Linked DNA regions of Mus musculus: regions 2, 3, 4, 5, 6 and 7 are each linked to region 1. A link is a loop called in an ENCODE intact Hi-C map of the cell type or tissue named here. Cell type or tissue: left cerebral cortex. All regions are shown on one strand.

Region 1 (4,000 bases):
ATTTTCATTCTATAAGCCAATCTGTAAGGGAGTATTTGAATTACCAAAGTATTCTGGGGATATATATATATATATATACACACAAAATTAGAACTCAAAATTTCAATCTATTGATTACACTAGAGAGCTGAGACATCTATTGCCATACTTCAAATTAAGAAACAATGATTACTGACAGACACCTTAGTTTAATGTAAACCATGTCTTTCTCTTCTATAATCTGAACACTTCATTTTTTTTAACCTAACTACACTTTCTAGTATAAAGGGCTTTTAATGAAAAGCTAAAGAAGTATGCTAATTTTGTTTAAGTTTGTTAGATATAAAAGATTAGGAATTTGTCATTATTTATTAGCCTACCTTTCTTCTTTAATCTTTTGCATTGTTTGTTTATTCGTGTATATATTTTGAGGTAAGGTCTCATTATGTAGCCCTGACTGGCCTCAGACTTACAGAGCTCCTCCTGCCTCTGCCTCTGCCTCTGCCTCTGCCTCTGCCTCTGCCTCTGCCTCTGCCTCTCGAATGCTGAAGTTAAAAGATATGCACCATCCACTAGACTCTGTCTTTCTTAACCTGGAAGATAAGTCTAAAACCCCCTGGTGGAAGATGTAGTTTTACCTGAGCAATAGATAATTGTCACTAATTAATTATTCTGATTTTGGTAGACAACAAAGAATAAATTATGTGTCACTGTGTCATAGTGATGTTAAAAATTGAGTGATGTTTTTCTAATGATACCGTTGGCTTTTAAGGACTCCGTTGCAACCAAATTTTCATGTACCTGAAGACGCTGAATATTTTGACTATATGTCGCTCACCCTTTCATTTAAAATTAATGTGCTTGAAAAGTAATATAGTCACAAATGCTTTTCTATATTTCCCAGCTCCAGTTGTCTGATTTTTTCCTAATGTTAGACCTTTTCTTAGTATGTATAGCTACTTTAGCCAGGTAAATGTTAATAATTTGCCCACCCTTCATTTTTTGATGAATTGGATCCCTGCTTAAGGAACTGTATTCTATATAACGAGTCATTGGCAAGGTAGGTTGGCCAAAGTCTTAGCTCTGGCTGTTTCCTGTGTCGTTGTGCACATACATGTGATATGTGCACATACATGTGATATGAGCACATACATGTGATATGTGCACATACATGTGATATGAGCACAGATGCAGCACTTCTCTTACTGTATAATAAGTCTCCTTTATTCTTCAGCGAGGCAGCACTGGACTAAAACTCAGGATTTCCTGCTTTCTCTATAGGTGAAGGTTGGCAGATTCCATTAATGGGTTTCTGCCTAGTTCGTATCCCACAGGAACCTTTGGATTAGATTTGTTGCATGGCCTTTGCTTTCCATAACAAAACCCAACTAACACCTTTTCTTTTGAATTCTGGTATCTCTGGGACTGGTTCTTCTGACCTTCTGTTATTTTTTTAACCAAAGCAGTTATTTTTAAAAGGAAGCTAAACTGCGTCTGGTTTTCTCTGTAGTGTAGAGCATAGTTGTAAGGATAACTAACTGTCCCTGGATAGGAGTAAAGCATGAGTCAGTCAGACCACGGCTCCCATGGCAGCCAACTGCAGAGGCAGAAATGAGTAGCCACTGTGAACTATCTAGTACCCATGGGGCTTAGTGGGCACTTACTGTTTTTACGTGTAAGTAGCTACTTAGTAATTGTCAATTATGCTAGGAAGTAGATAAACTGTTGTTTAATTTTAGAGAAATACCGAGCTTCTTGCTTTTACATACAGTCAGGGAAGTGCATACACAAGTTGTTTTGAGTCAGCCTGGCCGCTGTGTGAGCCTAGTAGCTTGCCGCATGGCTCCCTTTGCTAATTTAGATGTGCTGCGTGCTTGACGGTGGCTTCAGACTTTCCCACCTCAGTTTCCCTCCTTGTCACTGAAATCTGTGTTCATACATTGTGCCAATTTAGAAATTTTCATGAGATTTTTTCCATCATTTCAATATAGTCATTCAGTTCTATTACCAAAAACCCCTTCCCAGCCAAGTGCAAGTGGGTGTGAGAAGGTGGCTCTGTTCTTGTGTAGCCTGGAGCCACTTGTTCTCCAGCGCTCTCTGCTGTGGGAGTGCAATGGCTCACTCAGCAGACTGAGCTGCATCTCATCTTCTCAGTTGTCAAGCCACAAAAGTCGGCCACGTGTCCTCTATGCAACTTTACAGGCTCTATAACTTGTTAGCAAAATACCTTCATTCATAGAAAGACATGAGAAAGCAATGCCGATGCAGGGCTTCCTGTAGGACTCTCACTGCAGAAGCAGAGTGTGGGAGATGGGGTGTGGCTCCCCCTGCTGTGCACAGAGCCACAGTGCATCCCCAGTACCACACCCACACAAAACCCAAAAATGTGCTGTTACCCCAGCACTCAGAGAGTGGAGGCAGGTGGATCACAATCCAAGGCCATCTTCAGCTACACAGCAAGTCTGAGGCCAGCTTGGGCCAGAGAAAATATCACACACACACACACACACACACACACACACACAAAGCCAAATGCCATGTGGATCCCGTTGGTTCTGGTAACAGGAAGTAAAACTATATGTAAACTCTCTTCCTAATTAGTTTCAAATATTAATGCCTAAAAAAAGCTGTCACATGCTTAGGAAATGTAGTTTTTACTTGTTTGTTTATGAAAGGCTTGTTCACTATATAGCCCAGGCTAATGACATGATCAGAGGCTAATGACATGATCAGAGGCGTTTGCTGCCACTGCTGGCTTATCTTCTGAGAGGATACAAAAGCCCACCATCCCCCAGAGACTGTGTTAACTTGGGAAAGCCACACACTTCTCAAATCTTGGGCCCCTTTGTACCATCACCATGCTAAGGCCTTCTTGTTGCTGGTATAGTATTTTAGGATGGAAAAGTAAACAAAAGGGTTTCCAAATATATTTATTTATTTATTTATTTATTTATAAATAGTGATACATCTTCATCTTTAATAAAGTACATGTTTTATACAGTTTTTTAAAAAGTCTTGCCCTAGCCGAGCACTGGTGGTGCATACCTTTAATCCCAGCACTCGGGAGGCAGAGGCAGGTAGATTTCTGAGTTCAAGGCCAGCCTGGTCAGTGAGTTCCAGGACAGCCAGGGCTACACAGAGAAACCCTGTCTCGAAAAACAAAACAAAACAACAAAAAAAGTATTGCTCTAAGGGACCAGCTCAAATGTCTCCTCTCTCTGACACAGTACCCATGTCTGTGTCACTCCAGTTACACCCGTGCAGTCTAGCAAACTGCTGGGGCAATAACAGGCAGTATTCTTATGGAAAGAGCTACTTTTTCCTCTGAGAAAATAATAATAGTAAGGAGGTGGCATTGTTTTCTTTTTTCATATTTTCTTTACTTTCTGCAAGATGGCTGGATTTTCATGTCTGCTACTTCATTTAATCTGTTATGTCATATAGCATATAGTTTCTAGAAAACCATGGGAGAAATGAGAGTAGAAAAAGTTATGTATTCTGCAAACAGTAGGGCCTAGCAGGCCCTCCCGTAGGCGACAGGCTTCTCCCACTGTAATTTGGGCGAGCGCTTCCCGGAGGTGTCCTTAAGAATGCAGGGGAGCAGTGCTTGGTGTGCCCAGGCCTCTCAAGTGCTTTCCACAGCCACCTGTCACTGCGGGCACTTCCCCTACTGCTGCAATTCCCACTTGCATACCAGGAACTAAAGTGTGCCTGCTCACATTGAAATACCAAGGCGTGTGGTGACAGCAGGACTCGGCAGCCAGCCGGCTTTGTCTTCCTTTGCCATGCCGCTGCAGCCATAAGCTCCTGTGGCTTACGGCCCTGGGAGAGCATCACAGTCAACACGACATTCAAATATGACACGTCAGTTGTTCTTTCTTGCTCTGGTACTTGGAATTGATTAATTGTTTTTTGTGTCATTTACCATTTCCGATTCATAACTTGTCATTTGAAAACTCATCAGGCTGGCCTGCTCAATAAACTTGATAGCTAAGCATTCTACTCACTGTCTACAGTAGAC
Region 2 (4,000 bases), 89 kb before region 1:
TTGATGGTGAGAGGAGGAGGTGACACCTTCTGTAGTTGATTGCCAAGGAGTTTGGCCCTGCTGTTTCCTTCCAGTTCCAAGTTATTTTGTCTCTCTGTTGGTCCCTAAGGTTTTTGTTCAACAATTGGTTGACCCCAGCTAGATCCCAAGGAGGCCAGGTAAAAGCAGTTATAGGACTTACTCATTTAATCACAGCATTTAGGTAATAGGGAACATTTTTTGAATAAATATTACATTATGTGACTCTCAGTAAACATAAACAATTCTTACAGTCCATGACCATATAAGAAAGACTCTTTAGGGGAGAGAGGTGGAAGTTGTTTTTTAAAGTATGGTTTAGAGTTAGTGGGTAAGTAGAAGAACGTTGTATTAGAGGTAAGTCTTGCAGGGGAGGGCCTTATGAACTGTGAGCAAGAAGGGCTTGCGCTGGTTGGTACTGGTCAGAGCGTTTTGCGGGGAGTGGATGTGAAGGGCTTGTTTGAGTATTGGTCAAACTAAAAGAAATTATTTGTTTTAGAGAATGGTGACATAAACTGAATATTAATAAGGAAAGTCATAGCAAATACATGCACTGAAAACTGTGTGTCGGGTGTGGCTTCATAGGTGTTCTTGCTCTAATGTGCCCCTTAAAGCTAGGGAAGGTGAAGTCGTCGGTGACTAGAGGTCAGGTAGGCGTAAGGTCTCAGTGAGAGCAGAGGTTGAGCTCCGAGTGAACTTCAGGTCCTCTTTGCTGCAGATCTTAGGTTTTCTTGTGTTGAGCTAGACCAGAATACAGCTTGCCATATAGTTTGCAGAGTGTAAATTAGACATGATAAAGAAAAGGACCATTGAAGATGTTCCAACAGAATTGAAGGGAGAGAGCTACTGATAGGCAGGGCCTGTTTATTTCTTAGCTCCTTGGGAGAATGGGTATAGGTGGTGGCCTCTAGTCTTTCAGATAAATTCCATGTTTCCTGGAATGTGGCACAGCAGGTCAAGCGTTAGATCAATGACAGAGCATTGTTGTCTGATTGAGGCCCTAAGGACCTGGATGGAGAGAGAAACTAAATGAAGCAAGATGTGGAGTTAGACCTCCATAGATTGAGGTATGTCTCTGGTAGAAAGCTGCCCTCTTGGGCCATTTCTCAGGAAGTGCTGTGTGGAGTTGGAAGAGTGGTGAGATGACAGCAGAAAAGACACAGCAAGGGAGGGAAGACACATCTTTGGCCTAAGTTGTCAAGCCGTGGGTCTTTCCTAACCTTTTTATTTTGAGCGTCCAAAGGAATTTATGACTCATGGATTAAGGTGCCCGTTGCAGTTTTATGTTTGTACCCTGTGCTGTGGGTACACCTGTTTGTGGAAGTTGTAGTGCTGGGTTTGCTATTGCAGGTCACTGTTTCCTGATGAAACAGGGAAGAGAGCGCTGCATATCCAAGGGAAGTGAGTGAGTACAGATAGTGTATCCATCTCAGTGCCTGAGGACTGGGTGCATGTTGTAGAAGGCTGCCCCTTGAGCATAGCAGCCAGGAAGCTCTGGCTCCTTAGGAAGAAGCTGGGACTGCTTGGGAGTAACCATGGAGCTTGGGCCTGTCGACTTCCCCTCATGAAAAGAGCCGGGCGGGCGTACCTGAGGCCTCAGCTACCCCACACTGCACGCCTCCTGCAGCAGCCGTGTGTGTCTCTGCCTGAATTGCTCAGAGCATAGAGTCAGACAGAGCCAGAGTCCGTAGAGGGGAGCTGAGGAGGAGGCTCCATCTGCTCGGCTCCTGCAGTCCATGCTGCGCTGAGGCTTTGCTGACCACCCACACTGCTGTAAATGAGTTAGCCCAGGAAACTCGCTGGCTTGCAGAGCTGGGCTGGGCTTGGTGCTCCTTTAGGTCTCCTGTCTGTCTCCTCTCTCCCTTACTCCTGAGAGGCAGTTAAAGTGTGGGCAGCGCAGACCCCAGTATTACGATGCTCTCTCCCCTCTCTGCTCCTTGGGGTGTTGGTTTGTTTGCTCGTTTTTTGTCCCTCACCCCCATCCCAGTCCTCTGGTCCTCCCACTGCTGAGAACCGAGCAAGAGCGGAAGGCCTGCGGCAGAGCTGTGCTGGCTTTCCAGGCTGGCAGCGCTGTCATTTCTCTTCCCCAGCGCTCTGCCGATTCTGAGGACTGCGGCTCTGGTTAGTGCTGGCACGGAGCCCGCATGCCAGGAATCCGGGAATCATGGAACATGCTTTGATTTTGGATGCAAAGATTTTTTTTTCTTCTTCTTCCAGTAAAACTGTGGCTACAGGAGGTTTGACAATCTCTTTTCTTCTCCCAAAACCCAAAATTGGATGTTTCTGTAAATTGCTGGGCAGGGCTGCTATTTTTGCTTTTTGTTTTATTGTTTGTGTTGAGTTTCTTAAACACTTTCTGTCATATTATGAGGCAATACTTGAATCAAACTTAGGAAATATTTCCATAACAATTTACATTGTTTTTATGAAAAGTGATATAAAAGACCCTTTAGGCAATGTTTTTTTATGAATAAAGTTTTGCCACTTTTGGCAGGCTTTGGGGCAGTATCAGGGAAGTAACGTTTCACTTCCTGGAGTAAAGATGTATAATTTTTGCAACATTCTCTGCAAAAACTATGCATTTCAGGCACTGTACTTGACCCCAAGGTCTAGCTAGGCCCCTGGTCTACTGTACCCTGAGCCTCAGAACTCAGGGAAGACTTCGGTGTTTATCTGGCTAAGATTTAAAACATTAAAATTTTAAATAGTTTAATTAGGATTAAGACAAGAGATTTTTTTTAAAATCTCTTTTGAATTGTACAGATTGAGTCGCACATAAGAGATGCTCACTTTATCCCGTGCTCCCTCTCCGGATTCTTCTTTTGTCAAGTTCCCATAATACATTCCTTACAACCAAGTCCTCACGCTGCTCCACTGCTCCTCACTGTTGCCCTGCCCGTGCCTCTCTGCCGTGCTAGGGTCCCATCTCCGGTACCGATACAGTTCACTAGCAGGTTTGGTTACATGGACTGCTCTGGCCTGTAACAGTTTTGCAGACTTTTTCTTTGTGTTTTAATGACCTTGAAGGTGGCAGGTTAGATGGAAGTCATGGAGCTAGGGTGCCCGCCCGCCTGCGTGGTCAGCAGGGGCTTGTCACTCACAGTGTTTACATTTGTCACCTGGCACCCAGTGTTTGCCCAGCCTGTGCATAGCTCTTCATAGCTGTGATTCCAAGGGCGTGCCTTTCACACCCCTTGGAAGAAAGTCTCATACTGGGGATGGGCAGTTAGGCTTCAGCCACCACTTTTAAGCCAGGTGTAACTATGTATAGCTGTGCCTTTGCCCTGTTAACTGTATTTGTTGTTGATGCTGGGGCTGTGCCTCAGATGTCACCTATGCTAAATACATATTCTTGCTGTGCTATTTAGTCCCCAGTTTGCTTATTCAATTTCTTTATGAGTGTGGATTGATGGCTACAGTGCACAGCTACATACTTCATTGGAATTTAACTGCATCTGTTTGTTCTGTGTCTTTTTATACATCCACACCATATTGTTTTTAACACATTCTGGCATTTTATTTTTTAATATTTTTGGGCATGACAACATACTTAGGCTCATCTGTAAATGCTTTGCTGTGGCCTAGAATCAGGCGTTTCTCAATAAGCCATGGTTCTTCTTACTGGTATCAGACAACCAAGGTATAGAGTGCTTGCCTTCCTTTCATGACGCCCAGGTCTCACTCTCCTGCGTTACCCCTCCACAAAACAAGCAAAACAAAAAACCTTGAAAATTGTGCTCTGGGTCTGTTCCTTGCTGTTGGACTGCCTTGCTTCTAGGTGCTCTCTCTCAGCTGGTGTGTGTGTGTGTGTGTGTGTGTGTGTGTGTGTGTGAAGTGTCTGAGCCATGTAAATACAGGTACCTGTAAACTTTTTGGTTTTTTGAGACAAGGTCTTGCTATGTACACAAGACTGGCTTTGAAATTACAGAGCTCTGCCTGCCTCTGCCTCCTGAGTGCTGGATTCAAAGGTGTGCTCTACCAT
Region 3 (4,000 bases), 300 kb before region 1:
CACACACACACACGCATACACACAAGAGAGAAAGAGAGACAGAGACAGACAGACAGACAGACAGAGACCAAGACAGAGAGGACACAGAGAGACTATACACACAAACACTGGGATGTTGCTAAGTTTTTAGAAAGAAAGAAACCTTGTTATTTGTGACCTCTTGATACTTCAGAAAAATCCATTCCTGGCAAGAGCTGGCCACTGAAGGTAGAAGACGCCATGAAACGAAAAACAGACAGATGGTTTCAGGATGGCACGAAGAAAAATGTAGTGAGGGTCTGTGGACAAAAAAAAAAAGTGTCTTAAGAGGCAGCAATATAGGTGGATCTCCATAGTCCAGCAAAAGAAAAGGGTTCATTGCTAAGCTGGAGAAAGAGGGAACCACTGAATGTACCTGAACTTCCCCAAAACTACAAACATGTCCAACATCAGTCTGGGTCTCACGGTTGGCACATGGCACTCAGCTGATGATCTACATCTCTTCAAACGAATTCCAGGGTCCAAACCAGTGCACGAGGATTATAACTAAAGCCTCCATGTGGGTGATGCTGGGCACATTATGTTGATAAGCCAGACTCTGCAAAATAAATATGACTTGATATCATCTCTGTGTGGAATCCAAGGTACAACCCTATGGTGGCTTGAATGAGAAGATCCTCCAGTCTCAAATGTTTAAACGCTTGGTCCTCAGTTGACATTGCTGTTTGGGGGAGGTACAGAATGTATAGCCTGTGGGAGGAGGTACATCACTGGAGGCTGGCTTTGAGGGTTTAAAACATCATGCAGCTTCCAGCTTGCCCTCCCTGTGTCATGCTGAGACTCTCAGCTTTCTGTCTCCGCTACCATGCCCGCCACTGTGGCTACGCTTCTCTTAGGCATGGTGAGTGACTACACTTGACAATATTGTGTCATAGCCCTGAGATTTTCTTAAATGTTCTTACTACAGGTAGAGTAGGAAATGCAAATTCTACGAGGTGACGGATATGTTAATAGTTAGACCGCGGTGATCACTTTGTAATGTACATACATACCCAAACGTCAGGATGTACACCTTAAATGTCTTAAATATGCACAGTTCCAATTTGTCATACTTCAGACAAGCTGAAAAAAAAAATCAGAATCTGTTCAGATCCTGAAGTGCGACTGAAATAAATATTCTTTGTGTGGTTTGGTTTTAGCTGGCATCATCTGAGTCACGATACATGGAAAGCTCTGAGATGGCTTGTAATGTTAGCTACGTTATCATTTGCATTAGATGATTTCAAGCCATAATGTAACCTGGATTATATCCAGTGGCAAAAGACTGCCTAGCATGCACCAATCCTTGGGTTCAGTCTGTAGAACTGAAAGAGAAAGGGGAGGAGAGGGGAAGAGAAGATAGTAATGACTTGTGAGTATGTCCTTGAACTCTGGAACCTCACTGTATATTATTATTATTATTATTATTATTATTATTATTATTATTATTATTATTATTATTTTGCTCCTATGATTTTTTTTATAACAAGGTTGGGGTGAGGGTAAGCAATGCTGTTAAACACTGTGTTCAATAAACACTTGCTGACTTTAATTAGAGATGATCTCCTATGTTCCACGATAGAAAACATCAAACATTTTAATTTAAAAATCCCACTCAGAATCCTTCAGACTTGTCGCTCACAAGAAGCAGGAGGCGCAGTGGGACCACAGCTGAAGGAAATAGCTGCTTGGCAGTCCTCCTCCCCTCCCCTCCCCTCCCCCCCTTCTGTTGAAGGCACTGCCAGCGCCAAACAGAGCAATGCCATGTGTCCTGGGAGCACCAAGCAACATCAATTCTATTAAACTGAAAATGGAACAGACCACAAAGTCCAGCAGGCGAGAGGCTTGCTGAGGTCTTGGCAGCAAAAGACAGGCACAAACAGGCAAGAGGAGCCAGAGGACAAGCCAGGCCAGCTGCAAACCTGAAGGTCTTGGTGCCAGCCACTGCTCGTTAAAGGATCACAGAACCTGCAGGATTCATTCCCCAACCTGCCCTGCATTGTTCTGCATGCTCCACTCTGTTCCACTTGCACTCTGAGCTCCCTGCTCTTTCTTTTGAGCCGGCTTCAATCTGGCACCCTGACTACACTTTCTTCTTAACAACAACCTACCACTTCACATTTGGGTCTGGCGTTTCTTCTTTACTTGGGATTGCTTAAGTGGCTTCTCTTATAACAATGAGTGTCAAGGTTCCTTTAGCCTGCCTTGGGAGCCTACTCCTGTGACTGTTTCCATTGGAAAGCCCAGGCATTCAGCCAGGCACTCTCCCTTGGTCCTTAGACATAGGAAAGTCTTTGGAAAATCCTCAAAAGACGTAGTGGATTCAAGCATAGCCCAGTTTGTGAATACACAGAACTTCAGCTCAAAGGGAGCAGAGGACTCATGGACACAGTACCTTTGTGGTCTCAGGCATCGGGCAGTTGGTATCAGTGAGCAGGCGCTGCAAGCCTGTCAACCAGGAAGTAGTCAGGAACCATACCAGGCCCATGTCACTGGACCCGGATGAGCACTAATTCCAAAGGAGAGGCTGCTATAGTTCCTACCAGGATTGATCTCATAACTGTGATAGGCAAGGAGTTAGAACCATTGGGAATCTAGCTTTCATGTAAGAGATACAGGGTGCAGACAAAAGCAAGGTGGGCAGAGACATGGTAATGAGGATACTTCCATGGAGGGCTGTGGCCTTTGACATTATTTTGATGAAAAAAAGGTTGTTCTTTCCACTCTCATAATGTTTTAGAGAACTTTAGGGAAAGAAAAAAAGTTGGCATAATTAGCAATTTTAGACTTTTATAACTAAGCAGAAAATAGTTTTGATAGCATCCACATATCTCGTCACATACCAAGATCGTTTATTTCCAGTAGGAATGCACCTGGTTAAAAGATAAGGAATAACCCCCTACTTTTGGAAAATCCAAATCGGACAACACACCACCCGATAGAGGTAGAGCAGTGCGTTAAAGGAAACGCCCAGGTCAGTGAGGCCTGCTGGGTACTGCATCACACTCGAGCCTGTTCACCAGGATCAAAAGGTCTCCTCCCTAAAGCGTGTCAGTAATTTAATCTCCCCCGCCATGTAATCTGGTTTGCAATTGTAAACCAATGCAAAATCATGACAGCAAATACTTAAATATATGCTTCGAACCTGGGCGATTGCCCAGAAGTAAAATGCATCCAAAGATCCAATATCCTGACATTTAATAAAAGTTTGAATTATATTTGCAGCCTGCTATGATTTAATTTTCCTGAGTTCAATATTTAATAAAACTATAAAAATCTATTACATGTATCTTGTGCTATTGCGCAAGGATAGCTAACCTGTCTCGTTCTAGTGCCATGCTGCAACAGATTAAATCTGAATCTCACCATTAGCTAGTTGGGTTACAAATCATTCAATCTGTCCGTCCTTCGGTTTTCTCCCCAGTTAGATAGGGATTAAAAGAGAATCTCTTTAAGGCGACTGTTGTGAAGATTCAATGATTGGACATAAAGACTGTGAACCACTGCTGAACATGCTGTGAGAACTCAGTCCATTTTAGTTAGGCTTAATCTCTTTTCATGTGTAACCGGTACCCTCTGGTTCTTGTTTTGTTTGCTCACTGGTGTCAAATGGCTACATACAAACTCTGTTAAGAGAAGAGAAGAATTTTGTCAATTTGTGAATTCAACAAGGGCACCCTGAGGTCAAATGAGCCGTATTAGCAGAGAGATCTGTCTTGAATCAAACATGAGTCCTATGAAGGTTGAAGTTAGGGCAAACTTAAACTTCACAGGCTCCTAAGCTCCAAAGCTGATAACATGTTCACAAAACACCAGAAATCTATTTCTGATAAGCTGATAAGTTACACTTCTCTTGTGTCTATTTCGGCCATTTCTACCCCAAGCCCTATAAAACACTAGAAACATCCCAAGATGCTGTGGACCCTCAGAAGCTAGAAGGCAGGCTGTAATGCCAGCTCACCGTGTTAGTGAGTGAAATGCT
Region 4 (4,000 bases), 360 kb before region 1:
ATGACCAGATGAGACACATGTCGGGAATACAAATGGGTTCACTAGACAAAGTTCAGTTTATGCAGAATACCATGTATGGACCAGAAGACAGAGATGACCTGATCATCCCAATTACACATAAAAATTATCTAACAAAACCTCCGTGAGGGATGGGGAAACGGCTCAGCAGGCCAAGGGCTTGCCCCATCAGCATGATGGCTGGAGTTCAGATCCTCAACACCTACATAAATACTGGCTGGGCGTGGCAGCCCATCCTAGTCCCAGGAGAAGCCCAGAGAGAGAGAAGGTCCCCAGAGCAAGCTGACTAGCTGATCTGTTGGAACAGGCACGTTCAAGTATGGTGCTCTGCCTCAGTATCTCAGATGCAGAGTAATTTATGTGGATGGCCAACATCAAGCCCTGGTTTCTACCCGCATCCACATATACTTGTTCCTCCACAAGGGGAGATAGAGATATACCAATACACCACACACATACACATATAAAAGTAATCCAATTGACATTCACCAACGACCCCAGGAATAATTATTCCACTAAACAAAAAATGTCTGAAGTTCAGAGGTTGAGGAATTAGCCTAGGCCACAGTACAACGACATAAGCAAGTCTTAATGTGTGTGTGGTTAGACAAACTGAATTCTTTAACTTTTAGAAACTGGTGCTAATTCTACAGATTTCTACAGTTATTGCTATTCTAAAGTAAAACGGTCAATTCGATATGAAAAATCGATTTTTTTTCCAATTCAGTACCAACGTGAGCACTTTTGGAAACAAAGCTGCTTCCTGGCAGAGGGCTGTGTCTGTCTCCATTTTCCACACCTGTCGATACATTTCATTTGGGGATTAGACCAGCTACATGGCTGACTCCATGGCTTCCCCACCTGCATCTCTTAGAAGCTGCCTCATGCTGGTGAAGAGGTACGGAATTGGGAAAACAAAACAAAAACCAGCTTTCTCAGACTCAGAGATGGTTTGCCTAGAACGACTTCTGCACTTAAGACACTGTGTGCTCCCTTAAACTACTCTAAACATCCCTGGGACTGATTCTCTCCTCTGTGCCTTCATAGTACCACGCAGTCCCCCAGGAGGCAGGGCTACAGGAAGAGGGCAATCGCCTGGCCGGTGCTCTGCTGGAGTGAGACCCGAGGCTAGCAGCGCAGACATCACCAGACACACTTCATATCCCTTGGATCTTAGTCTAATTGCCAAGGACGCTGATCGAGCATCAGAAGGTGGAAAGAGAGGGAGCAGATCTGACGAGCAGCACTCAAAAGTCTCAAAGATCAGAGGTCTGGTGGGGAAGCTCTGATATCCTAAGCTCGGTATACAAGAAAATGTCCTATGTTCCCAGTGCTCCACTCCTGGGGAAAAAATGATCAGAGAGACTCCGGACTTTGGAGAAAGAGTGTGTGAAGGACGGATCCGAGGCCAGCCACAAGACTTCCGATCTCCTTCTCTTTAATACGTGTTCTACCGCCACAGCACAAAGTGAGACAGATTTGAAGAGGAAAGTGTAATTATCAGGGTTTGGCTTCCCACATCCCAAGCATTAAGCCAATAAAAACGACACAGAAAAAGACCTGCTGGTGCTGGGTGGCTCACCAAAGCTATTGACTCAGAAAGAAAGACATGGACGGACAGTCTACATGGGTGAGCATGAATTCCCTGTGGTGATGGTAAGGAGTGATACCGGCAAAATCCACTAGGAGGCGTTAGACCCCAGTGCTCTCAAAGCCACACAAGCAAACTCTGAAATCAACCTTGCTTTCTGGGCTCAGAAAGGACGAATCTGGCGCTCTGCAAAGGAGCACAGAAAGCATGAGCTCATAGCACCAGATGGCATCGCACAATGAGGGGAAAAAGCATGCAGGGGGCTGAAAAGAACAAGCCGTGGTCTATATTTGGTGAATAATTAGCTTCTTACAGGGCCAAGTAAAGCCACTTTAAGGATGCTAAAAAACCATAGAATAAGATATATAAATAAATACATCCTACTGGATGAGGAATGGAGCCTTTGGTCTGGTGAATCGTTGCTGTTTCTACTGCTGACAATAGTGAACTAGCCCCACAGCTAGTGAGTCGCGGGGACACACGGGGAGGTTAAATAAGGGAGAGACATAGCAAGTATGAGATACTACAAAACTCACAGTAATTCAACACTGAGACGTCATTCAGGCTTCGAACCTGGGCAGAGAGACAGGACGTGGGTTTGAATTACAGCTGTGTAAACTTAGCAAATCCTTTAACCTGCGCCTGAGTTCCCTCTCTTATAAAAGCAGAGGTCTGATGGCATAGACTCTGTAGGGTTATTGTGAAGGGCTTAGCCCTTTATAAACCTCAATGCTGGACTGTGAGTCATCTCTTGGCAAATGCTCACATTCATTAGACAGAACCACTGCCCCATACCAGGAGGCTGGACCCTAAATGGCCATCGCAGATTAGCTCATGTGTACAAAGGGATAAACAGAACCATGCAACAGTTGCCCGGGGCAGTGATCCAACCACTGGTCCCTCTTGCCTGTCCACTCCTGTCTTCTGTGCAAGACTCCCAGCACTGGGCTCCTGCAGAGATTGCCAACTAACGTCGATATCACTCTTCTCTCAGACAGCAGGCCACATGTGTGCCACCGCTGGTCTAATCTGCTTTGTGATCACGTACGGTGTCTGGGGCCTCAGTAATCCCTGAGAGGTCTGGAGAGATGGGCTCAGAGATAGGTTCGGTGGCTAAAAACACGGGCTGCTTTTACAGAGAACCTGGGTTTGATTCCAAGCACCCATGTGGTGACACATAGTCATGTATAAAACCACTTCCAAACGATCTAGTAGCCTCTTTTGGTCTCTGAGAGCACCAGGCACACACATGGAATACAGAGAAACATATAGGCAAGACACATACACATAAAATCCTTCCTTTAAAAAATAAGTTAAATGTAATTTGAAGTCATCTTCCTGTATTTTGCAGTATCATGTTATATTGCTTTTTACTTTTTTTAAGATTTGTGTGCTTTTATTTATGTGTATGATTGTGTTGCCTACACAAATGTATGTGCACTATGTGTCTACTGCCCAGGAAGGCCAGAAGGGGGAACCAGATATCCTGGAACTTCAGTTACTGGTGTGGTGAGCCATGGCCTGGGTTCTGGGTTCTGGATTCTCTGGAAGAGCAGTATGGGGCCATCTCTCCTGCCCCCACTATATTTTTTACAACTCTCATTTTGAGAGAGGATCTCTTTACATAGGCCTGGTTGGCCTGGAGCTTGCTGTTAGACCAGGCTGGCCTCTGCCTTCCAAGTGCTAGGATTACAGTTATGTGCCACTATTCCCAGCTTACGTGGGATTTAAATTAGTGGCTGTGAGAGTTTTACTTGCCATAATAGATGCATTTATTTAAAAATAAAGTGCTTGGCACATATAAGCATTATGTACTTATTTATTACATAGCTTTAGTGTTCGGCCAATATGCCAACTTTCCAATTTTGACAACTGAGAGAGAGAGAGAGAGAGAGAGAGAGAGAGAGAGAGAGAGAGAGAGAGATCTCATACTCCCTCAGTGCATGATATTAGGGTTTCTGTGTATCATATCACACCGTGAGAACGTGTGAATGGCTTCCCATTGACTGGAATCTCTGTAGCCCTACCTTACTGACCCTGAGAATAATTCCCAGAGGCCACTTCTGTCCTTAAAAGTATTCCATGGCAGTGCTGTGCCTGTTTCCATGACCCTCCTATTCCTACGGTGCTTGCCTTCAATTCTTCCCAAACTCAGTTCTGTCTTCTTGAGCTCATGCCTTGGTTGCCGAGTTCTGACTTTGGTCTTTTCTGGTGGGTCAGAGAGTCACCCTCTCCGCTCATGACTCAACTCCCTTATAAGCAGACGCTATGGCTTCTTTGTCAGAGCGCGGCATCTCTCAGATAAGTCTGGAAAGGGTAAAATAACAGCAAGGCCTCCGACACTTGAGAGCCTCTCGATGGCAGGTCACGACAGTATGCACTCTTCCTAAA
Region 5 (4,000 bases), 390 kb before region 1:
ACTATGTAACCATCTTACCTGCAATGCATGTCTGGAACTGGGAGTGATTTGTCCTACCAAGCGGCACCTCATTTCTCAGTGCAGAGCTCCATGGGACTGCAGGGAAAGGAACTCTGCATTGTGTCCTGGCTAGATGCCTCCCACCACACCGCCACTACTGGACACCCTCTCTCTCATAGTCTCCCAAGGAATTAGCTACAGGAAGCTTGAAAACATCAGCAAGTGAAATCTGGCTTAAAGGTAACTCTGCAGGCTTTTCTGGTACCTGCAGGGGCATTTGAACCCCACTCCTAGTGAGGGGATGTGGGAAAGTCTTCCTAGGGATCCAAACTTGGAGCTGTGCACTATGCACTACTACCAAGGCATACTTTGCTCAAAGTCGAGATGTTCTGAAAGGCATGTTCTTGCCGTGTCACGGTGGAGACTACCTATATAGAAGATATGGAGAGAAGAGGAATATGTGTGAGTCTCTCACAGTGCCATGGCAGGAGAACATCAGTACCCCCACTGGAATGACCTCAGAGGCCCCACTCCTACTTGATACAGAGGGCTCTGTATCAAGTAGGAGCTCATCTTCCCTGTGCCCTCTAGATGTCAGTCTGTTCCTTTCCCCGGCCTCCTTGGTTCTTGCTCAGGACCTCAAATGGGCAGGGATGGAAGCAATTCATTAGAGCAACAATGACTTCTCACCAGACTGAAGTGGCTACTGCCAGTTCCAATTAAATTTTAGTAGTAGTAGCCATCTGTGAGACTTGTAACACAGTAAGGGGAAAAGGGGGTTCCATGAGAGACCCTTGGGCAATACTTTGCTGGAAAAAAACCATTTCTTCTGTTTATAGAGCCTCCATCAATCAACACACTCTGTGTGCACAGAGAACTACCTTATTCACAGTTGTGTATTTCCATACATTATGGGGCTTCTCACCAAGAAGCTCGGGGCTGCGGGGGAGGGTGACAAAATGACAGACACCCCATAGGACTCCTTGTTTGTATCCTGTCACCTGAAGCAGACATTATTTCTGCCAGTCCTTTCAAAAGCTCTACCAGCAGAGACCATTCCAGGGAGGCTGAGCGTCCGTCGGGGAACGCTGGCTTTATTGTCTTTTGCTTTTCCTCTTTAAGCCCTTCCTACCGTGCTTCCTCATCTTCTGGCGGAGGGGTGGGCGCTCGCATCCAAGCTTCTCCTGGTTTTCTTTTAGCTCAGCACTAGCCCCTATCTTATATACATGTCGTGTACGATAACGTTCTATCAATAAAGGAAGATGCCGTATCTTGAATAAAAGACTTTCAGATCCACCGGAGGTGCCTTTTCTTTCCTCAAAAAGGCCATTCATCAGCTGACGCTATAGCTCCAACGTTGGCAGAGGGCTGGCCCAGAGTGATGAATACCAGGCACGTGGTAAAGGGACAGGGGGTCCACTTCTACTATACTGAAACTTTTGGTGGGGGGAGGGGCAAAGTTCAAGACAGGGTTTCTCTGTGTAGCCCTGGCTGTCCTAAAACTTAATATGTAGACGAGGCTAGCCTTGAACTCACAGAGATCTGCCTGCCTTAGATTGCTGGGATCAAAGGCGTGTGAAATCCCCACCAGGCTACTACATTGAAACCTAAAAAGTCACTTGGAATGACATCGTCTAGCAAAAGGAAGCATGTAATTGCTACAAAGATAAATATAGAAGCAGAAGGAAGGTTTCATTGTGACACTTCATGCAAACATATCCTTGTACTTTGTCACATGCATTCCTCCCTCCCCATCTCTAATCTTCCCTCCCCTCCTTCACCCATCTCCACAGGAAGCAACACACACACACACACACACACACACACACATACACACACACACCACACCTTCCCTTGTGCTTTCAAGGCTTGGTCTGTTAAAAGTCATGTTGTTGTTCCCTCTAGAGAGCAATGTAGTCAAGCATGAGGATACCAGCCTGTGGCATGCTGCGTGTTCTATGAATCAATGACCAATAGATGGCGCTGCTTCTCCCATAGTCAGGATAAGGAGTCCAGAGCTGAAAGTGAGAAGACTCCACCATAGCACTCCTAACTACCCTACTGAAACATCTGTATCTCACCACTGGAGTGTCTGGTTGTCCTGGCTTTGTGGTCTGAAGACCTCTTATTCCAGGACTGTCACCCATCTCATGAAGAGTCAGGACATATTCCACAGAATCTCTTGATCTCATCCTCTCATAAAAAGATCCATTATATCACAGCAAATAACCGTCAGCATCCTCCCCACCCGGGCCACCGCAGCCTGGGGCCTGCTTTATCCGACAACTGTGATAAAGGAGCCTTTCCTATGGGAAAACACACAAGCTTCTCTGTGCCAGATATCTGAATTTAGTCTTCTGTACCTTTCCAGAAATTGTCTGGGAACCCAGTTTCTCTGTGTCTATGTATCTAGATCTACTGACCCTGGGGTCACATGATACATTACAGCCTCTTCCTAGGTAGGGATAAAAAGCAGAAAGTAAGCATCGGTTTTGTGGGAATCTGAGTTTAAATGAAGACAGCCCCTCTTTCTGGAGAAAGTGATTCCCTCCCTCAAGTTCCCAGATACTAATAATTCACTGCGAGCAGCCAGAGTCATTCGCAGAACAACCCTGTCCTTTACGTAACTGTTCTGAAAGAGGATTTCCTGCCAGGAGACACAACAATGAAGCTACTGGATAAGGAGATATCGATTGTTTTGGATTCATCATTCCTACGGATAAAGAAACACAAAGGACGTTAGCTGTGTGGGCTGGAATGCTTTTCAGTGCTCAGGGACAGGTATGTCTGTCTAGCATGCAAGTGTCAGCCTCCATTCCCACACGGCAAGATCAGAGCTGAGCCTAAGACTGCCTTGTGGGTGATTTATTTGGGGGTGGAAGCCCAGAAGGAGTGAATGGGGAAAGAGGGAAAGTTAATCCAGGATACACTGTCGAGCAGAAGCAACTGTGATGAGTTCTTCCACCCAACGGACAAGAGAAGAGGGTGCCTACCCACCAGCTCATACCGACCACTAGTCCGATAGCACATCCTTTCACTCCTTCCGCTGTTTTTAAGATTTAAACGTCACAGTCTAATCCACTATCCACAGGATGTAATATAGAGGGAAAATTGAAACTGCGCAGAAATAATGTTCTTGAAATGTGAGTGTCCATGACCCTTGTCATAGAACAGAGGGTGGGATGGGTTCTTGTGTGGAGGAAAAATAACTATGTTACATTATGTGGGAACAGTGGGTACTTGGAAAAATCTTAAGGATAAAGTAAGAATGGACGTCAATTCCAAAGAACACACTGAATTAGCAAATCATCATATTTTCAGGTTACCAGGGCATTTTCCAGCACTGGGGGGTACTTGCCACCCCCAAAGGCAGAATGCCAGTCTTTTCAACCTCTATTCTATAGAAGAAACTTACCAATACAGATGTGGATGTTTGTAGCCAACCATTAGACTGAGCACGGAGTCCCCAATGGGAGAATTAGGGGAAGGACTGAAGGAGCTGAAGGGGTTTGCAACCCATAGGAAGAACAATAATATCAACCAACCAGACCCCCCCCCCCCAGAGCTCCCAGGGACTAAACCAACAACCAAAGAATACTCATGGCTCCAGCTTCATATGTAGCAGAGGATGGCCTTATCTGGCAACAATGGGAGGAGAGGCCCTTGGTCCTGTGAAGGCTTGATGCCCCAGCGTAGAGGAATGCTAATGTGAGGCAGAAGGAGGCAATGGGTGGGGGATCACCCTCATAGAGGCAGGGAGGACGGAAGGATGGGATAGAGGGTTTGAAGAGGGGAAACCTGGAAGGGGAATAACATTTGAAATGTAAATAAATAAAATAACCAATAAAAAATTTAGAAAGAAAAAAAAGAGAAAATGCACACAGTTCTGAAGTTTTCTGAATCCCCCCACCCCCCAACTGATGGTGTAGGTGTAATAGTTTCTAAAGTTTTTTTCCCCCTTCACCAGCACATGGTTCAGGGTTATGCCCACATACACAAG
Region 6 (4,000 bases), 180 kb before region 1:
GGGCCCATATTCCCTTTCCAAGAATAAATCCCGGCTTATCAAAACATTTTAAAAACCTCTTTCATAATACACAACACAATTTGAGAGAGTGGCGCAGAGTGGCTTTGCACTCCAGGACAGGTGCCGAGCGCCAGAAGAGCGGCGCCTACTTGGGTCCCATTCTCACCAGACCCCCGTTGACTCTCTCCCTTCTTTCTCTCAGTAGCTTATCTATAAGCCAGATGTCAACAAACACGCCAGACTCTTTATCCTTCAATCTGTTTGGCATTTCAGAAACGCTGAGAGTTAAGCACATTTTCTCAGAAAACCTACTTTCTGATTGCCTGGGGACAGAAGGGTGAGGGGGCCCTTAGCCTCAGTGGGATACCTGTTAGAAGCAGATATCCCACAAGCCACCTCACGGTGTTTAGACTTCAACTGGTTCCTAGCTTTTTTCAGGAAGACAGATGTACAGAGTCCCATAAAAATTAAAAAGCCTGGGAAAAGCACAAGCCCCGAGTCAGAACGGAGCTATTGAATAATGGTCTCTTCTGGAAGTCCGAGTGGGCGCTTTTTCTCGCCCTGCTCCTGGGGATGAAAGTGAAGTCTAACCATCTTTGCAAGAGTGACTAATTCCCCATCCGAGGGCCTCCAGCTTTTTGCAGAGCTAATTACAGGAATGGTAAATGAAGGTTCTCTGGAGGTGAGAGCTGACAGAAGAGGGAAGATGGGAAAAGTAAAAAATCAAACCCCTAAGCGTTAGTGGATTGCCAAACAAGGGGGGGGGGGCTTTCTGAGGCTGAGGTAGAGGCCAACCCACCCCCAGGCTTCCTTCAGACACTTTTTTTTCCTTCCTCCCTGACTCATCGGGTTTCTTCAGGAACGCCTGGTGAGAAAGGGATTATGAAGCAGGCGAGGGAGCCAGCCTTTTTTGGCAGCAGAGACACACTTTGGTTTCAGATGCTGAAGATCTTCGAGAACAGACTCCGTGTGCTGGCGTTCTAGGCTGGAGTCCAGCAACAGTTCGACCGCAGATGAAGTGCTTCAGATGGTTGGCGTTGTCAGCCAGAGCCTCGAGGACTTTCCTGGGGCTACACCTCTCCAGAAGTTTGAAGATGTGGGGACAGGTTTGCCTTTCAGAAACGTGCGAATGTCACCAGCTGGGAGTGGCAGATGCCAAGAGCCGATCTGAAAACAGATCTCCATCTGGCAATGGGCTAGGCTTCCTGGGACACAGATTAGAATGCTTTGTAACCAAAGGGCGGAAGCACGAGTTTAGATTTGCACACATTGTTCCGGTCTTTGGGTCATTTCCTGCCTTTAGAATTCATTTCCTTTCCAGGTCCAACAAAAGTTTGATGAAGGGCGAGAAAGAAATTTCAGGAGAGGGTTTGCCACTGCTTTAGTTCAAGCGGGGGGTGGGGGCGTGGGGGTGGGGGTGGGGGGTGGGGGGGCAGTTCTGCCTCTATGCCCAAGGTCGGCGCCTTCTGTGCTCCTCCTGTCGGCTCACCCTGAGCCAGGATGGAGGAAGGCTCAAGGAAGGGAACAGAAAATAGAGAAGGGGGTCATCGGCAGGCGAGTCCGATGAATCCACTTGTTTCTAGAAAACAGGACAGGGATATGGGGGAGGAGGGAAACCCACGCGGTTTTAGGCAGGAGTGCTCTTCACCCACGCTCCCTTCAAGGACATAGCACCCCCACCCCCGAAACACACCGAAAGGTAGAGGTTTAAAGCAACTGCCACAGCCTGGTTCCTGACCTTCCTGAGTCACCCACATGCCAGCCAGGTACACTGGACGGTGAGGTTCGCTACACAATGACTTGCTTTGTTCTATTTCGCTCGTTTTTGTTTCACGTTTTGTTCCAACAAGGATTTCAGGCAGCAATAATAGCTTTTCTGGCCACACTCTTTTTAGGGTTGTTTTGAGCACTTTGAAACTGACACGAATCCTTACTGGAAAATGTTTCTGCAGATCCCAGCATGCCCTGAACACACTGTAGTTCTGCTGTGCACAGCACACCTTCACCCCACCACCACCACACCCACTTATATAACACACTGCAGCGTGGACCTTCTGGCCTTGGGGACTACAGGGACCCGACAAACTCAAGGCAGATCTGATGAGCTGTTCATTTCTCCAAAAAGTTTTGGCTCTGGACCAGTGGCTCTTGACCTTCCTAATACTGAAACCCTTTAATACAGTGAGTCATGTGGCCATGGGGGTCACCACCCACAGGTTGAGAACCACTGCTGTCAATCGTGAGCAATACAAAATCTAAGCCATGTAGTTCTAGCCAGGATGTACTTACGTGTTCTAACCCTAAGTCTCTCTAGGCTGTCAGCCCATACATCACATGCTATTATTTTGCTACATTCATCCATTTGAACACAGCAACTTACAGAGAGAGGATAGTACAATTTGGTGACCAGACTTTATCATGATATTGCAGAGCCCCACAAACAAAATCTGTTACTTCCCCATAATTTAAGGTCTGTGCTCAAGGCCACCATTGCCACCACCAGGAGAGGCTGGCTGTGAGGGGTGTCTGCCTTGGGCCATTGGTGCCATTCAAAAATCAACACAGCTGACTTTCTGAATAGCTCATTAGTTGTTCAGAGAGATGGCCTCCTATGACCTTCGTTGTTATCGTCCCTGTGGACATTTAGTAAGTTATGGGAGAAGGTAATGACTAGGAGAAAATTGTTCTGTATCAGGGTCAGGAGCACCTGTCTGGCTTGGGATGTGACAAGGGGCGTGTACTAATGGACCTGAAGGACATTAAGCTTGCTCAGAGAAAAACAACACAGCACAACCCCATTCATGGGTGAATTCTAAAAGTGTGCTCTCTAAAATCAAGAGCAGAATGCGGGTTACTAGAGACGGGAGGAAGTCAGAGAGGGAGGGATAGGGAAGGGCTGGTCAAAGGATAGTGGGTGTCAGCCAGACGGGAAAAACAAGATCAGAGTTTCTAGTCAAGGATACTTATGGATGGTATGGATGGTAGACTGTGTAGTCCCCCCAAAAGCTAGAGAGAGTGACTTTACATGCTTGTGGAAGAAGACATGGTGAATGAACATGCCTGCCCTGATTTGGACATCACATAACAAATACATACAGTGAGAGGTCACATGGTATCCAGAAGTATGTACACGTTTTACGTTCAATTAAAATTAATTCACAAATTTATTTCTTAAAAAGTCTGCCTGACTCCCCGCTTCCCACTAAGAGAGATCTTGCAGACATAGGCATTTGGGTTTTCTGTGACTGGGGCATTGGTAAACAAGTGCTTTTAAACTTTAGGGTGTCTAATGGGGACCCCAGCAGGTGACACCAGTACTAAGATTAGCCTGTGCATCGGAGAACTTTACCCGTAATTCATAGGCTCATGTCACATCTGCACGGATGGAGCGGTGGTATGGCTGAGGCCAGGCCTCGGCACTTTGTGTGACCTTGAGACAAATCATTTTCCAATACTGAAGACCTAAAAACTAAAGATTTTCAGAAGCCTGGCGTTGGCCAGGGCTCCAAATCATGGTCCCTACCTACAAAGTAGTAGAAACAACCCACAGCATCAGAAGGACCAGGACTTGAAAGCACAGAAGCCCCAGGTCTAGGACCTTTGGCCTTGAAGTCCACAGTCATGGGATTTAAGAACTAGAGAACTGAAAATGTGGGGGGGGGGTTTCCCCTCAGCTGTTTCCAAGCAGGAAAAGTAAAAAAAAAGAAAGGGGTAAGGGGAGGGAGTCCTGGGTTCTCTAGGCAGGCAGACTGAGCAAGCCAAAGGAACAAGCCAGGCAGCAGCACTCCTTAATCTCTGCATCAGATCCTGCCTCCAGGTTCCTGCCTCCAGGTTCCTGCCCTGTTGGAGTTCCTGTCCTGACTTCCATCAGATGAAGTCTAACCTCAGCTTGCTTTGGTCATGGTGCTCCATCACAGCCATGGCAACCCTAACTAAGACAATGCCCAAGTATGACCCGTTGTGCGATGCTCCTGACCCACGGCTACTCCAGCCACGGACT
Region 7 (4,000 bases), 100 kb before region 1:
TGCAGTTGAAGAAGCAGGCATAGGGAGGTTTAAATAACTTTCTAAAGTTGGTAGATGTCAGAGGTAAAAGCTGACTAGTTTGTAGGCTAGGATCTCCGTCAGTGGGAGGCATCGTCTCTATAAACATGGGCTGGGACAGATTGTCCTGCTGAATTTCCCAGGGAGGAAACTGAGGCACGCTTGCCTTGGGCTTTTGGACTGTCCCATTTCTGAGTTTGGAGTGGCTCTTTTGGCCGCTCCTTACTTGATTGTGTAGCCTGCCAGTGCACATCAGAGAAAAGAAGCTTGATTCTGGCGTGCCAGACTCATCACCAGAGACCCTGGTGATGTCTCTGTCCCAGAGAGTCACTGTGTGGTGTCTGCATCATACCTCCTGCCTGCTTCGTCGCCCAGAGCTGAACCTTCCTTCCTTTTTACAGCCAAGTCACGCTGTGAAGACACACCTTTTCCACATTTGTTTGCTGTTAGATGTTTCTGACACACATGCTCCTGATGAGCTGGAGAAAAGTGATTCTTGTTTCTAAAAGCCAGTGTATGAGCGTTGCTCCTTAAGCTGTCAGTGAGTAGGCGCTAAAAATGGAACGGGTCTATTAAGTAAGTAAGTTAGTCCTAATTATAGTAATTCTTGGAAGGTTGGTGTTTCAAGGGATTTTTATTTTGAAAACTCTCCACCCACTACAGTGACACAGTTACTGTATTTGTAGCTTGGTTATAGAGCGCTGATCTGGGATGTTGAGGATCTGGGATCCAGCAGCTATGCGGCTTGTAAAACATACTTAGCATCACAGGACTACCTTGTCTGGGACTGTTCTTGCCCTCATAGGTCCTTTCAGTTGGTGCTAAGTGAACGACTTGAGTTTTGCCCCCCAAATAAATTTTTTCCCTTTCTTTTCTTTTTCATTTACTCCTCCCTTCCTTGCTGCCAGGGTGATCCATTTCATCGACACTGTCGGAGAGTACTTGAATATACACTTTTAAAAAGAGAAATTCCACACAACTGTGCACAGTCTTTATCAGCCATTGAGCATTTGTACAAGGGTTACCTGGGTACTGTGAGACAGATACATGAAGCTATGATTGGGCCCCGAGAGGATCGTGAAGTACTCTGAAATTAAGAAACTTTATGTTGTATGTGTTTGTTCTTTATTTTGCATGTGGAATGGCTCAGCAAGCATGCCTAGTCATGGGCCCCATTTGACTCAGGAGAGTATGAATGCAGCCCAAACTCAAAATCATAAATTTACCTAATAGGTGAGGGGGCGGGGGGGGGGGAGATAGAGAGATTTTTAGTTCAATTCCATGGTTCTTAAGTGTGAACCTTTTAGATGAATATGCTGCATCACATGTTAAAAGGTAACATGGATGTGATGTAAGCATTCTTCATGTTCTCGGTGAGAATGTAGTGAGCATAGATTTGTCATTGGAAGACTATTGGAGAAATTGGGAAGTTTTATATAGCTCATCCTGTCCACATATAATATCTTCATGTGTTGTACTGTGCTTTCATACACAGGACACTTTTCCAGTTTAGTTTAAATTACTCCTACCCCTAAAGTCTTTGCTTTTCCAGGTTTATTTCAGAAAACCCATTATGTAGTCTTGTTGCTGTCCCCAGCTCTAGCTAAACCCTGGCTTCTCTTGAGTTCTGTCCCTTTTCCTTGCACTGATCTTGTTGCCCACTAGGCGGGCCTCCGTGTGGTGTGCTATGGCCTGAGTCCACGGAGCCATCTCAGGTTCTAGATGAGATTCTCAGGCATTGATCACAGCTCATACACAGGGGATCTCTAAGCATTGGTGGACGCTTCAGGGAAGGCTGCACCGTGGGTTTATTAAAGACACGAGAGAGTTCAGAGGGTGAAAAGAGCTTTCTCTAAAGCTTCACAGTCTGCAGTTGATGCCAAGTAATGGTGGAAGGAGAAACCTGTCTCCATAGAGTTGCCCTTTGACCCCCCCAAACATGCCTTATAAAAGCAACAACAACAACAATAATAGTAAAGGTTTAGAAGTCCCGTGTTAAGCCTGCTAAACTCTGTGACCCAGCAAACTTCAAGCTTAGCTTGGTTATGGTGCTTCACTTCTCCTTGAACTAGTGTCACTTTGGAAATGTTGACAATATATTATTTTTAATCTACGTATGTTTGAAAATCATTATCTCAGAAGTAAAGGCTACAGTGTAGTTAAGCTCCAAAGCCCCACTTATGTGGCCGTCTATATAATAAGATTTGAAATAGATGGGGAATTGGGCAGGAGAAAACATTGAGACATAGGGTAATAGAGTCAGAAAATCAATGTGTAGTATTTAGAGAAATGTGTGTTAGCTTCCTTGTAACTGCGTCTTTATAGGTATCCAGATGTCAACAAAGACTGGTTTTCCCGATATAGTTAGCATTCACCAAAATAAAACTTTGTAAAGCTCTCGGGGTTTTGCTGGTAGTTTGTTTGTTCATTTGTTGTTCTGGAGGCAGGTACTCTCGTAGCCATAGCTGCCTCCGGTGTACTAGGACTGCAGGCTCTGCTACCACATCTGCTGGAACTGTTGTTAATTCTCACTTCTGATGGAGAATGAAGACTCGAAGCACTCGAGAACAGCTGGGCCATAGCTGGCTGGATTCCTGCTCACATCTACTTCCGTGGACAGCAAAGCCTACCGCAATAGTTCTCATCGTGTGGGTTGTGACCTCCTTTGTGGGGGATGTCTAATGACCCTCTTCTGGGGTCACCTAAGACCATCAGAAAACACGGATAATTACATTGCAATTCATAGCAGTTTGCCTTCAGTCTTTGTCTCATGTAGTCCCTGTAAATCCACATCACACACATGGTTTGTATTGAGATGAGTAATTGGTAAATTGTCTTGTGAGAAAGGATTGAACAGCCACCGTACACTGGACAGCTCTGATAGAAAGCTGACATGGTAGGGACAGCGAGCGAGTGGTAAAAACGGCAGGGTTTGGCACATAGTATTTATAGGAAAGTAAAGTGTATGTCCACTTTTAGTTATTAGAGTTTGAGACCAAAACCTTACTGGTTTCCTCATTCAACATTCCCTAGATGCCTCAGACTCTCCACAGCTGAGCTGTCTGTGTCACCATGGCAACCTAAAGAGCAGGTTCTAGAGCCAGGCTCCCTGTGTAATCACCCACTGACCCCCGCCTCCTCTGTGTGCCGGTGATGCCTGCGAAGGTGTTAGGACTGTCATGGCCAATTGCTGCTCGTGTGACTACATCTTTTTTCTGCTACCCTCACACTCATCTTTGTTTCTTCTGTACTTCCTGTCTCTACTTAGAGTCTCTGCCTCCTTTCCTGGCGTCTAGATGGATTGTCTTTCCATTTCCAGCATGTCTCAGGGCACGTGGTTAGTATAATAGAAAAATGTACTTGCAAGTTCTAATATCACTTTTAATAAGTCTGTCTGTGACCCTCCACCCACTGTCTGTCCTTCTGGGAAATATCTAGATTTGGTAGAACTGGAATACTTGGTGGGAGGAGCTTCATTAGGAATACAGTAAGTTAGAATTAAACAATTTGCCACCAAAAGTGAATGCATATGTATAGCGAGAAAAGATCTTCCACGAAAGCATTATCAGCTAACTTAGAGGAAGGCCCCTTTCTCCTGGGTTTAAGCAATGCTCATGTAAAATGTTCCTGATAGCAAGCTGGCACTGTGCACACCGACCACTCTGTGTGCCCCAGCAGCTCTCTGCAGCCAGAGAAGCCGTGCAAGCACCAGGCTCTCTTTTGGTTACATTTGTAGAGAATTCAGCTCTCCTCATTTTTTCTGAGCTTCTCATTATTGCATGTGTCACTACCTGTCATGTCTTACCAGAGTGTAAATCCAGAGCGATTTTGCTTGATTCAGTGCTGTATCTTGAGGGCCTAGAAGAGTGACTGATAGTAGATTCTCGAGGAGTATCTGGAATGAAGAAGATGGCAACGCAGGAGAATGGCAGCTATGTGGGTAGAGGACAGACCATAGTTTCCGACGGGCAGAGCTCACAGC

What was found. Hi-C counts contacts between places; a loop is a spot of excess contacts. Peaks named below come from ENCODE experiments on the same cell type or tissue, not always from the same donor. Only the 100,000 strongest peaks of a DNase experiment are listed, where the experiment ranks them.
Region 2: it touches region 1 in a loop (2.2-fold over the local background); 4 of 42 quality-filtered maps call a loop at or near these places.
Region 3: it touches region 1 in a loop (3-fold over the local background); 2 of 42 quality-filtered maps call a loop at or near these places.
Region 4: it touches region 1 in a loop (9-fold over the local background); 20 of 42 quality-filtered maps call a loop at or near these places.
Region 5: a loop joins it to region 1, with 2.3 times the contacts of the local background. A loop is called at or near these places in 12 of 42 quality-filtered maps.
Region 6: a loop joins it to region 1, with 2.0 times the contacts of the local background. A loop is called at or near these places in 20 of 42 quality-filtered maps.
Region 7: it touches region 1 in a loop (2.2-fold over the local background); 4 of 42 quality-filtered maps call a loop at or near these places.

The regions. Positions count from the first base shown.
Region 1 is chr17:80,619,437-80,623,436 of GRCm38, reverse strand. All of the region lies in intron 16 of Map4k3 (mitogen-activated protein kinase kinase kinase kinase 3), which reads left to right. Among named protein-coding and RNA genes, the nearest start is that of Cdkl4, 44 kb to the right of the region's middle. In left cerebral cortex, a CTCF peak has its summit at 2,310 (motif pointing left); DNase peaks (open chromatin) are centred at 2,243 and 3,689; H3K27ac peaks cover 415 bases.
Region 2 is chr17:80,708,142-80,712,141 of GRCm38, reverse strand. The region is part of intron 1 of Map4k3 (mitogen-activated protein kinase kinase kinase kinase 3); the gene reads left to right. Among named protein-coding and RNA genes, the nearest start is that of Map4k3, 18 kb to the left of the region's middle. In left cerebral cortex, no CTCF peak of the experiment used is centred here; DNase peaks (open chromatin) are centred at 1,722 and 2,053; H3K4me3 peaks cover 581 bases; H3K27ac peaks cover 2,863 bases.
Region 3 is chr17:80,919,744-80,923,743 of GRCm38, reverse strand. C230072F16Rik (RIKEN cDNA C230072F16 gene) reads right to left here. Exons shown (of 6, transcript NR_131127.1): 2 at 395-577; 3 at 143-278. Among named protein-coding and RNA genes, the nearest start is that of Tmem178, 23 kb to the left of the region's middle. In left cerebral cortex, a CTCF peak has its summit at 1,659; DNase peaks (open chromatin) are centred at 884, 1,161, 1,839 and 2,224; H3K27ac peaks cover 856 bases.
Region 4 is chr17:80,980,327-80,984,326 of GRCm38, reverse strand. All of the region lies in intron 1 of Tmem178 (transmembrane protein 178), which reads right to left. Among named protein-coding and RNA genes, the nearest start is that of Tmem178, 38 kb to the right of the region's middle. In left cerebral cortex, CTCF peaks have their summits at 1,706 (motif pointing right) and 3,072 (motif pointing right); DNase peaks (open chromatin) are centred at 1,751 and 2,419; H3K27ac peaks cover 2,113 bases.
Region 5 is chr17:81,013,970-81,017,969 of GRCm38, reverse strand. No RefSeq gene overlaps it. Among named protein-coding and RNA genes, the nearest start is that of Thumpd2, 49 kb to the left of the region's middle. In left cerebral cortex, CTCF peaks have their summits at 602 and 1,978 (motif pointing right); DNase peaks (open chromatin) are centred at 563 and 1,975.
Region 6 is chr17:80,798,765-80,802,764 of GRCm38, reverse strand. No RefSeq gene overlaps it. Among named protein-coding and RNA genes, the nearest start is that of Gm33596, 8.7 kb to the left of the region's middle. In left cerebral cortex, no CTCF peak of the experiment used is centred here; DNase peaks (open chromatin) are centred at 614, 970 and 1,827; H3K4me3 peaks cover 379 bases; H3K27ac peaks cover 3,070 bases.
Region 7 is chr17:80,720,963-80,724,962 of GRCm38, reverse strand. All of the region lies in intron 1 of Map4k3 (mitogen-activated protein kinase kinase kinase kinase 3), which reads left to right. Among named protein-coding and RNA genes, the nearest start is that of Map4k3, 5.1 kb to the left of the region's middle. In left cerebral cortex, a CTCF peak has its summit at 1,645; DNase peaks (open chromatin) are centred at 351, 628, 2,636 and 3,135.